Linked DNA regions of Mus musculus: region 1 is linked to region 2. The links are chromatin loops, found by intact Hi-C in ENCODE. Cell type or tissue: left cerebral cortex. All regions are shown on one strand. Links, peaks and the distances in the headings refer to the core of each region. The heading gives the core; the rest is flanking DNA. Region 1 has its middle 34 kb from the start of Cckar. Region 2 holds the start of Tbc1d19 (TBC1 domain family, member 19).

Region 1 (5,381 bases), core at 68-5,067, 140 kb before region 2:
GGAAAAGTATAGTTTAAATAAGTCAAAGATTTGAGGGTGACAGAAAACTTTGAGTGGACCCAGTCCTGAGGTAAAGAATTTGGCCCTGCATGCATTTCTTCTAGGCTCCGCCCAGCAGTTACCTACCATCAGCCAGGTGTGAGCCTGGCTTGCAAAAGGACTGTTCGCCTTCCCTGTCTTCTCTTTTCTTCTTCCCCCTCCGCCTTCCTCTTCTTCCTCTCCTCTCTCTCCTCTTCCTCCTCCACTCCGTCTCTCTGCCCTCCCTCCATGTTCCTGCCTGGCTCCCACCCACCCTTTCTCTCTCTCTTTCTGTGCTCTGTCCCCTCGCTTTCTCTGCCTCCACTCAATTCTCACCCCCCTTCTCGTGCCCCAAATAAACTTCATTTTATACTAGACCAGGCGTATGGCTGGTACTGGGGGCGGGATCCTCAGCATGCCCCCCCCCCCCCCCCCCGATAAGATGCCACCTCATTACAAAACACCAGAAGGATCGAGAAATGAACAGGTCTCTCTCTCTCTCTCTCTCTCTCTCTCTCTCTCTCTCTCTCTCTCTCTCTTATATTTAAAACCTTACATTCCATTAATTTTTTTCCACCTTAACAAAATAACGAAATCATTTTTTTTTTTCGTTACCCATCCCTCCCCCTCCCCCCGAGTCAGGGTTCTCTGTGTAGCCCTGGCTATCCTGGAACTAACTGTAGAACAGGCTGGCCTCGAACTCAGAAATCTGCCTGCCTCTGCCTCCCAAGTGCTGGGATTAAAGGCGATCGCCACCACTGCCCGTCAAAATCTTTTTCCTCAGTGATCTTGGTTGGGAAGTAAGGTTCCGCGATTGACTGAAGAATGATGCCCCAGTCTTAAATAGTATGTAAATGCAAAGAGTGTTTTTAATCTGCAGAAGTCCAGCATGCTGGGGTCTCCCATTACCAAGATAAAGAGGCATCCTCACCCCCCAAGTGAGCTTGCAGGCCCAGTTTATAGCACATTAGGGGAATTCTGTGGAAGGCAGGCTTTGTCTACTTTATCTCTAGGCATTCCGAAACCATTACCAGGGCGTGGTGACTGCAAGCTGTTTCTGAGGAATCCCGGGGTTGGTGGGCTTTGTCTTACTTCAACTCTAAGGACATTCCATTCCCCTGGTGTGGAGGCTGGAAACTGCTGGCCCTTTGTCCTTGCTGAAGGTCAGGTGATGGGGCAGTTTCTGATTAGCAGTCTGGAGCCAGGGTTTTTAGGGCTGGAATCAGCCTAGCTTTCTCAGAGGTTTGATCGACAAGAAACAGGGCTCACCTGGAGCAGCAGAGCACTGTCCCGAGGATTAGGCTTGCTGGGGGCTCCAGATGCTGTCCCCCTCAAGCCCCTGAGCAGCACCTGGAACCAGGAGCATGTCCTTCTAATTTGAATAAGGGAAAGAGATGTCTTAGTACCTTCTGGCTGGCCAGCTAGTCCCAGGAAGCCCTCTTGTCTCTGCCTCCCCAGTACTAAGATTGTAGCCATGTGCCCAAGACTACATATTTGCTTGTTCATTCATTCATGTATTCATTTATTCATTTTTCTTTTTGTGTGAGTGGTGGGATTGAGTCAGGTCCTCGTGGTTGTGTGGTTAACACTTTATTAGCTAATCCACCTCCCCCAACCCTAGCGTCTTTTCATCCTATCATCGGAGAGAACCACTGCCTCATGAGGCTGGAGGCTCCCCAAGACCTCTGACAATTCCTAATTTCTGCTTGCAACCCAACCTCACCTTGCCAGGGCAAGTTGCCCTCTAGGTTTACGCTCATTCCAAAGTTCTGCTGTGTTGGGATGGAAACCTGGATCCCAAGGAGAGTCATCAAATCCCCGTACAGGGCTGGACTCGAGCACAGCTTCTGAAGTGACACCAGTTTACAGGGTGATGGAGTCCAGGCGGGGTCTTCTTGCTCTGTGTGGACTCTCATGTGACTCTCTGCTGCCTCCCTGTGGTCAGTAGTGGGGAAGGTCGTCCATGTGCTGTGCTAACCCAGTTTCAGAACTGGAGTGTCACAAACCATCACAGATCCTACTTTTGAGTGTGAAATGGACAGGTTAGGCACAGAGAACAGATGTTTGGACCCACCTGCCTTATAATGATAGTTATACTGGATATATATCTATATATCAATATCTATATGCATATATATATGTATGTATATATATATATATATATATATATATATATGTATATATATATATATGTATATGTCTTACCTGAAGACTCACCTGAGGGTTTCTGGGCTTCACTCCCACAGTATCTGAATCAGGAAGGCTGTGTTGGGCTTAAGAAGTGACATTTTATAGACGTTCCAGGTGGTGGTGATGCTGACCCAAGATCCCCCCCCCCCCCCACACACACACACCTCCACCCTTGTCTTGTGTCTCAGGGGACTGGCCCGTGTCACCATCTCTAAAGTCTCTCAGTTGTGCTTTGGCACTCTCCCTCTCACAAGAAAATACCTACAATGTGTGTAAGGGGCTTGCCATTGAAATGGTTCTTTTCCTTTCAAAGGTTCGCACTAGTCAGTGTGAAAAGTGTACCATTGCATCTTCACACATGCATGTCATTGGACTCTGTTCTCATTTATCTCCTTCCATTGCCTGCACATGTTCCCCCAACCTAGTGCTTTTCCCTCCCAGTTAGCGTCCCGGTCTACTTTAGCACCTCTCTAGGCTCTCTCCTCCTGTCTCATGATACATCCTGCCCTGACTAGTTCTTTGTCAGCTTGACAGAGGCTAGAGTTATGGGGAAGAGAACCTCAATTGAGAAAATTCCTCCATTAGATTGTCCATGGACAAGACTGTGAGGGGTTTTCTTTTTTCTGACTGACTGATTGATTGATTGATTTAGACTTGGTTTCTCTGTGTAGCTCTGGCTGTCCTGGAACTCACTCTTTAGACCAGGCTGGCCTCAAAATCAAGAGTTCTGCCTGCCTTTGCCTCCTGAGTTCTAGGATTAAGGGTGTGCACCACCACCATCCAGCATTCTTGCAGTTCTTTGTATATTTGGATACTTGTCCCCTGCCAGGTTGCTTCCCTTCCTGTGAGCTGTCTCTTCATTCTGATGATGTTGTTCTTTGTGGTGCAGATGCTTAAAGTCAACTGGAATGAGCCTGGCTCTCTTCTTGAAAAAGCATGAGCAAGACCCAATCTGTTGGGAGCTATTAAGACAACACAATTGTCCTGATCTCTGAATTGGGCCTCCCTCCCACCCCCCCCCCCCCCCGAGAAGAAAAGGGGGTCAAAAGCAGGCCACCGACACATTGCTCCGAGAACAACCACAGATTGTTCCAGCCCAAAGTCAGCTCCGGATGTTCTGACCACACCCTGATACCACCAAGTTCCTGCTTCCCCATGTAGTCGCCAAAAGAAAAAATTTCCCGCTGCCCCATCTCTCCTGCTGAGAAGTACTTCCTCTTTTTCTGCTGCCCCATTCCTCCTGCTGAGAAGTACTTCCCCTTTTGCTTGTGCATTTAAGCCTTGAGCCTTGCTAATACAGTGACACCTTGATGCTATTCAGAATAGTTCCATGTAGTTCCTCACACTTGGTGTCTGTCTTTTCTCTCCCCCCATTTGGTTCATAGGAGAAGGTCCCCTCAAGACCCTCGAATAACTGGACCTGCTGGACGGGTCACCAATCCTTCACTAGTGTTGCTTCTTGACTCGAGAAAGTTCAAAAAGTAGGGAATTTAAAGGCTGGGGTCAGGGGAAGTAGGATAGGCGTGCCCTCTCTGTTGTGGAAAGACGCAGCTCTCAGGAAGGCTTGCTGAGTCATGTAATTAATACATGACTCCTAGATTATAGTTTATCTTTCCCTGGATTTCCGACTCCATTGACAGCTAAGGTAAATGTAGCTTGAGAGCTAGAAAACAGACCTCGCTCCTTACCCTGAGGTAATCCACCACTGTGTTTGCTGATTAATAAATTTGTTTACTAGCTAAGACTGCCAGATTTCTTATCAAAGACAGACAGGTTTTCCTTGCTCACGGCTTCACAATAAACGATGCACAAGTTCAGATATAAGCTTCCACAGATGTAATCTGTTACTTCCTTACCTAAACTCAGTGACTAAATGCTTCATATTTCCTCTTCTTGCTATGCCACTGGCCTAACCTAGTTCTTATAAGTTAGCCTAACTCTAATATTCCACTCTATGATCCAACTGTGCGATCACAAGCCCAAACATAAGTTTCCTTTGATTGCCTTTTAACTATAGACTTGAGGTATTTCTCACAATAAACTATATCATCAACTATATTCACAAGGTCAAGGTTTCAAATGTCCTTTGTCTCTCAAATGTAAACTTAAAATTGTTTCTCATTTTGCTAAATTTATATATATATCCAGTTTCTTAGACAGAAGGAAAAAAGCCTTCTTGCTTCTTCTGCTCCATGAAAGGTTTATGTCTTCCCTAAGCTCATCTGAAAGACTGTTCATGCTGTTAACAAATTTATCGCTTTTGTAAATGTATAAGCTCCAGGAAACCCACTCAGATCCACCTCTCATGGACCAAATGGACTCCTCCCAGTTAAGTACACCTTCCTGTTCCAGAGGATGGGATTCCTGTCCTGGGCCCTCGAATCCCCCAACACCCCCAGACCTAAGGGTTTCAAATGTACACCTAAAAAATTTTCTCCCAAACGTACTTAACTTTATTCTCTACCTATAATGTGTGTGTGTGTGTGTGTGTGTGTGTGTGTTTCAGCATCTTGTCAAGTCCAGACGTTTGCTACATCCAGGATAGCTCCAGAGAAGCAACCCACAGATGCTCCAATCTTTTGCATAGACACAGACGCTTCGACAGGACCTGCTCCTTCCTGTCTGTCCACAGACCACAGATAGTTCTATAGGCCCTGGACAGCAAGAAAAAGGTCCCGAGACTCTCCTGAGACTGGACCCACATCCCCATACCCATTTTCCTAGGTTTCCCAGAGACATGTCATCCCAGAGTCATCGGGAAGTAACTAATGATCATGATGACCCTATTCCTGCCCCACCATCACCTCTTTCTAATTTTGACATTTTTAATTAAACCACAGTTACCTGGCAAAAGTCAGGTGTGCCTGACTCACAATAAAAGGGGCTGCTTGGCCCCTCCTCGCTCTCTTGTCTTCTTGGTCCGTCCTCTTGCTCCTAACCTCCCCTCCCCACTTCCCTCCCCTCCTCTCTCCAAGTGCTTATGGCCTGCCTCTAGTCCTCTTCTCTCTCTCTCTCTGCCTTTCTCTGCCTCTACTCCCCCAACTCCCCTCCCCATGCTGTGAATATACTCTATTCTATACTATACTGTCTATAAATAAACTCTATTCTATACTATACTGTCTATAAATAAACTCTATTCTATACTATACTGTCTATAAGTAAACTCTATTCTA
Region 2 (5,381 bases), core at 95-5,094:
TTGTAATATCTTACTCATTGACATTATAATACTAGGTATCCTTTCTTTACAGAATACTCTCCAGGATGGGATTTTCTTTCTTTTTCAGGCAAGGAAGGAAAAATCACACAATTCTCTAGGAAGGGAGCTAGGATGTTTTCTGAATGTGGGAGTCTTGCTTCTTTGCCCCAAGACTCTCCTAAGCCTAGGCAAGCATGATTATCTCTCTCCATATCATCCCTTTATTTGCAACATCAAAGGAGCATTTACCACCATTTTTATTTTTTATTGTTGTTCAAGGCCACGTTGCTTTAATCAGGTTCATGATCAGGTGGGTTATTGACTTGAAGGAACTACAAAAAATAGTGTTATATTCACCCACAGGCCTGAGACACTCTGTGTTGAGGAAGAAGGTTTTGTAAAGAAACAAAGATAGTACGATATCTCTTTCCTGCCTGGGTTTTTCTGAACCGGGCAGACCAGGCAGATTATCTAGAATCTGTATCTATCTTCACGGTATCTCTGTGATGGTGTGACAAATGCCAGTATGTGGGAGATGTACCTAGATGGCAGGTGTCCAATCTCACTGAGTTCCTATTGTCTAGCTGCTTTTGTCCCTTCCCTATTTAGAGTTTGCTCTTGGATCCCAAGCATTTCAATCTTCAGGCCACTGTCAGCAATTCAAATGAACAGATCTCACTGGAGGCCTATTGAATCTGAACTCGAGTTTGATTTAACAAAACCTCTTGTGACTCTTAAGCTCATTAACGTTCAATGTAATTAGGCTAAACTAGCCTTTTCAGCATTCTCAGCCTGTTTTCCTGAAATTCTACTCTTGCTGTGCTTAAAAAATATGTATACACACAAAACCAAAATTAATCCGTAAGTATTTTGGTGATATTATTCTAATGTGTATTCTAATTATTCTATTATTCTAATGTGTATTCTAATGTATAATTACACCTTAGGGCGTTTGCTGACCTACTATTGGCCTTTGGATTAACGTTCAATTAGTTAAATCAGTTACTTCTAATTATAACTATGTTTCATATATTTCCTTGAGGACACAAACTGTATTTTATTAAATATTTGTGCTCACACAGTTCCTTGTATGTAAATGCTCGATAAACTGAAAGTTGGACCATGTCTAAAAGATGGAATGAATGCATAGAAATCTAGATGGTAGATTTCTTAAAGACAAGGACAGTCAGGATCTTAGTCATTTTAAAATTAAGAATACTAAAAAAAAAAGTATTAGTAATTGTTGTTGGTTAATTTGTATGTGAAAGGAGACTAATACCAGGATATGATTGTAGATTCTAGAACAGCAGTTCCCAAGAACCACCCTTTCACAGGACTTGCTTAAGACCATTGAAAAAGGGCTGGAGAGATGGCTCAGTGGTCAAGAGCACTAACTGCTCTTCCAGAGGTCCTGAGTTCAATTCCCAGCAACCACATGGTGACTCAAAACCATCTATAACCATATGACAGTGTACTCATATACATTAAATAAATAAACTCTTAAAAAAGACTTCCTTTAAAAAAAGACCATTGAAAAACACATATATTTATATGTGTTTCATAACAATAGCAACATTACAGTTATGAAGAAGCTGCAAAAAAATTATGATTAGGGTTCACCACAACATGAGGAACTGTATTAAAGTGTGGCTGCATTAGGAAGATTGAGAACCACTGCTGTATAAAGCCTAGAGAATAGAAACAGTCGCAAAGGAAACAAGCGTGCAACTTCATGAATTGCTTCTTACCTCAGCCAACTATCAAAACATCCTGCCAATTGGTGTAAATTGAATTCTGCAATTTAAATACATCGCTTAAGTGCAACAGCTAGTATCAGAGCCCATAATTTTGGGGTGTAACCAGCAGCAATTGTGTTCACAGGCGTGTTCTGCAGAGATTGACTGGTGGAAGAGTTAAGAATCTCTATAATACAGAGTCTATATAGTAAATTTCAACACACACACACACACACACACACACACACACACACACACACACACACCACCTCGTTCTCGGTTCTTTTTTGCACATCTGAAACTTTGTGGCTGCGGAAGAACAAGCTTTTGTTCTGTGTTTTCGATCAGACTGGGTAGGAACAATGAAATCTACTTCCCGGCCCTGGTCTCTTTCCGCCCTCGGAACGCATGTGCGAGGTCTTTCAGATGCGGAGGGGACCAGAGAGGGACGGACGCACGGCCCAGCAGTTGCCTGGCAACGCCCGCTGGAGGAGTCCCGCCGAAAAAAGGTCCGGGAGAAGTGTCAGCGGCCAGGAGTGGGACCCTGCAGCGCATTCTTTCCTTGCCGGCGGCCGTCCCCGCGGCTGGCGGGTTAGGGCAGGGGAAATGTTGCAGGAGGAGTCGGACCTGTCCCTCATCATTGCCCAGATCGTCCAGAAACTCAAGGGCTCCAATTTGTATGCTCAGCTGGAACGGCAGGCCTGGGTAAGCGGGGCTGATGGGAAGCTATGGAGACCGGCAGGCCGCAGGATGACCTGCCTGCTACACTGCCTTCACCCAGGCCAGAGCTTTTTGCTCTCTCCACCCCTTTCTGCTGTTTTAAACCCCTCCCTGAGCCTTGCACCTTGTTTGCTCAGACCCAGGAGTGAGGCAATTGTATTTTTTTAAAGATGGGTGGGGCTCATCACGCCCTTCTTCAGGCCAGAGAATGGCCAAGGCTTCTCCCGTTTATTCTTGTAGTCGTTTAAGGGACCTATTTTTTATTTTTTAGATGTTGGACTCACGAGCAGCATGCCTTCCTTCTTTTTTACTTTCTCGTGGATGGATTGGGATCCCATGTGCTTTATTCTAATGTGTCACTTTGTTGCACTTTGCTCTCCCTACAGTGATTTTTTTTTTAATGTGCCCACCTAGCGTTTATTGAATTCATTTAAACAGACTCGGCCCTGCGAGTAGACAGAATAACCAGTAGAGCTTTACTGTATGAGAATGTAGTGTGAATGGAATCCTACAGTACCAAAACTTTTGTGGATGCTTCTGTCCCCGTTAGGATTTTGAGATCCATCCAAACTTGGTATTTTAGTACTTCTGTTCCCATTAGTTTCTCTAGTTAGTACTTACCTGGTGGATATTTAGGTTGTTTAGAGATTATGGATAATGCCAATATGTATATTCTGTGACTTTATCTTTATCCCATGGATTGTCCAGAAAATGTATTGTTTAGTTTTCAAATTTGGGGAGATCTTTCCAGTTTCTTCCTTTTGTTGATTTCAAGTTTAACTCCAGGATGGATAAAATTTATATTATGTTAATTCTTTAAATTTTGTTGGAGTATTTTTTTATTTTTAAGATTCGTAATTTGTTTTCTCTTGTTGAACATCCTTTGTGTACTTAGTAAACATCTTTTTTTTTTTTATAATTTAGAAATGTCAGTTAAGTAGGTTGAAAGTTTTGTTTAAGTGTATCTTTACTGAGTGTGGTATGTGATGATTAATCTTGTTTGTTGACTTAAAACACCTGAGAAGAGGAAACCTTAATTGAGAAATTGATCTCCTAAGCTGCCTCTGTGGACATATGCACGGGGCATTTTCGTGATTCCTAACTGAAACAGGATGGCTGAGCCCACTGTGGGTGGTACCATCCCTAAGCAGGCAAGCCTAGGCTATATTATCAAGGTACTGAATGATGAGCCTGGGAGCAAGCCAGAAAGCAGATCCTCCAGGGTCTCTGCCGTAGTTTCTACCTTGAGTTGCTACACTGGCTTTTCTCCGTGATAGGCTGTAATTTGTAAGACAAATGAATTCTTTACTCCCCCCACACCCAGTTGTTTTGGGGCAGTGCTTTATCATAGCAACAAAAAGCCAAGCAAAATGTGGTGCTTCAGTTAGCATATATAGGTCATGAGTGAAGCAAACTCTGAGATTTTCCCTGTTCCCTTCCTTACACCCTAGACTGCACCCAGCCTTCTGTTACTTCTGGTTAGAGTCTTGGAGCATAGAGAAATTGCCTCAATATTTCTACTACCTCCCAGCTTCACAAGTCTCTCTGCCTATGTGTCCCTTTCCAAGCAATAGGCTGATTTAGTCTGTGCTAGCACCATGGTAGGTGTGGGAGCTTCTGATTCTACACTATTAGTTCATATACCTTATCTGTGCAGGGTCCTTATTAGCCCTGGCTTTTATTTTTCTTTGTTTTGCAACTAAACTCAGCCTTGTATCTGTGGCAGGTGTGTGAAACAGACACACCTGCTCTGGTGTCTGCTAACATCTCTGAATTGGCATGAGGTCCTAGGCCCAAGAGAATTTTTTTTTTCAACCTGTCCACATTGTAGAGAGCTTTTACAACTATTCTAAACTGGGGAGTTATTGCCTGAAATTTTAAATAGAGAGTTTCTGACATTGCTTGTGATTTAGGGTCGTTGCCTCATGGAAGGGGAGAGTATTGTTGATGTAGCAGTTTTATGCTTGTTTTTACATATTTAGCCAGCAGAAGGTACTCTGCAGATTCCTGTGAAACCCTGGTAGATGCTCATGGGAAAGGGCACAAGATGAAAGTGGATTCCTTCTTTCTTGTACTCTGGGCTACTCTAGACTGGTCTGCTAGCTCATAATTAGTCTGTATACTACGTACCTAACCTCTGTGGTTATCTGGATTATAGCTCATATATGGAAAGTTTAAAAGTTAACATCCACATATAATGGAAACTATACTATATTTATTGGGGGGGGGGAGTATGAGTTACCTCACTCATGCTTATTCTTTTTTCAAGTGCCATCCATCTACCTGCAAATTTTATACTTCTATTTTTCTCAATAGCTGAGTAATATTCCATTGTGTGAATAAACTGCATTCCCATTATCTGTAAGTCAGTTGATGGACACCTGACCTGTTTCCAACTTCTGGCTAGTATGAATAGACCAGCAAGGAGCATAGATGAGCAGAAGTCTGTGTAATAGGATGTAGAATCCTTCAATTATATGCTCAAGGGTAGTAGAGCTGAAACATAAGATAGCTCAATCCCCAGCTTCCTGAGAAACCACCACATTGATTTCCATAGTGGCTGTACACGTTTGCACCTCCCTTTGAATAGAAATGAATAGACATTCCCCCTCCCCTGCATCCTCACCAGCATGTGCTATCAATTTTTTTTTGATCTTCGCCATTCTGAATGAGGAAAAATGGTATATCAAACTAGTTTTAATTTGCATTTTCCTGTTGGCTAAGGTTGTTGTACATTTCTCTAAGTGTTTCTGAGCCTGTTGGGTTTCATCTTCTGGAAACTCTCTGCTTAGTTTTGTACTCCATTTTTTAAAATGAAATGATATTTTAAGAATCATGTTTTTAGTTTTTATTCTTCTATAGTTCTTTATATAGTCTAGATACTAACCGTTTGTAACAATTTGCAACAGTTGATGAAGATCATTT

What was found. A loop is a pair of places that touch in the nucleus more often than their neighbours do. Peaks named below come from ENCODE experiments on the same cell type or tissue, not always from the same donor. Only the 100,000 strongest peaks of a DNase experiment are listed, where the experiment ranks them.
Region 1: it touches region 2 in a loop (2.4-fold over the local background); 1 of 42 quality-filtered maps calls a loop at or near these places.

The regions. Positions count from the first base shown.
Region 1 is chr5:53,670,612-53,675,992 of GRCm38, forward strand. No RefSeq gene overlaps it. Among named protein-coding and RNA genes, the nearest start is that of Cckar, 34 kb to the right of the region's middle. In left cerebral cortex, for the core only: a CTCF peak has its summit at 1,958 (motif pointing left); a DNase peak (open chromatin) is centred at 1,946.
Region 2 is chr5:53,807,418-53,812,798 of GRCm38, forward strand. Tbc1d19 (TBC1 domain family, member 19) reads left to right here and starts at 2,210. Exons shown (of 21, transcript NM_144517.4): 1 at 2,210-2,441. The coding sequence starts at 2,343. In left cerebral cortex, for the core only: no CTCF peak of the experiment used is centred there; a DNase peak (open chromatin) is centred at 2,202; H3K4me3 peaks cover 1,485 bases; H3K27ac peaks cover 471 bases.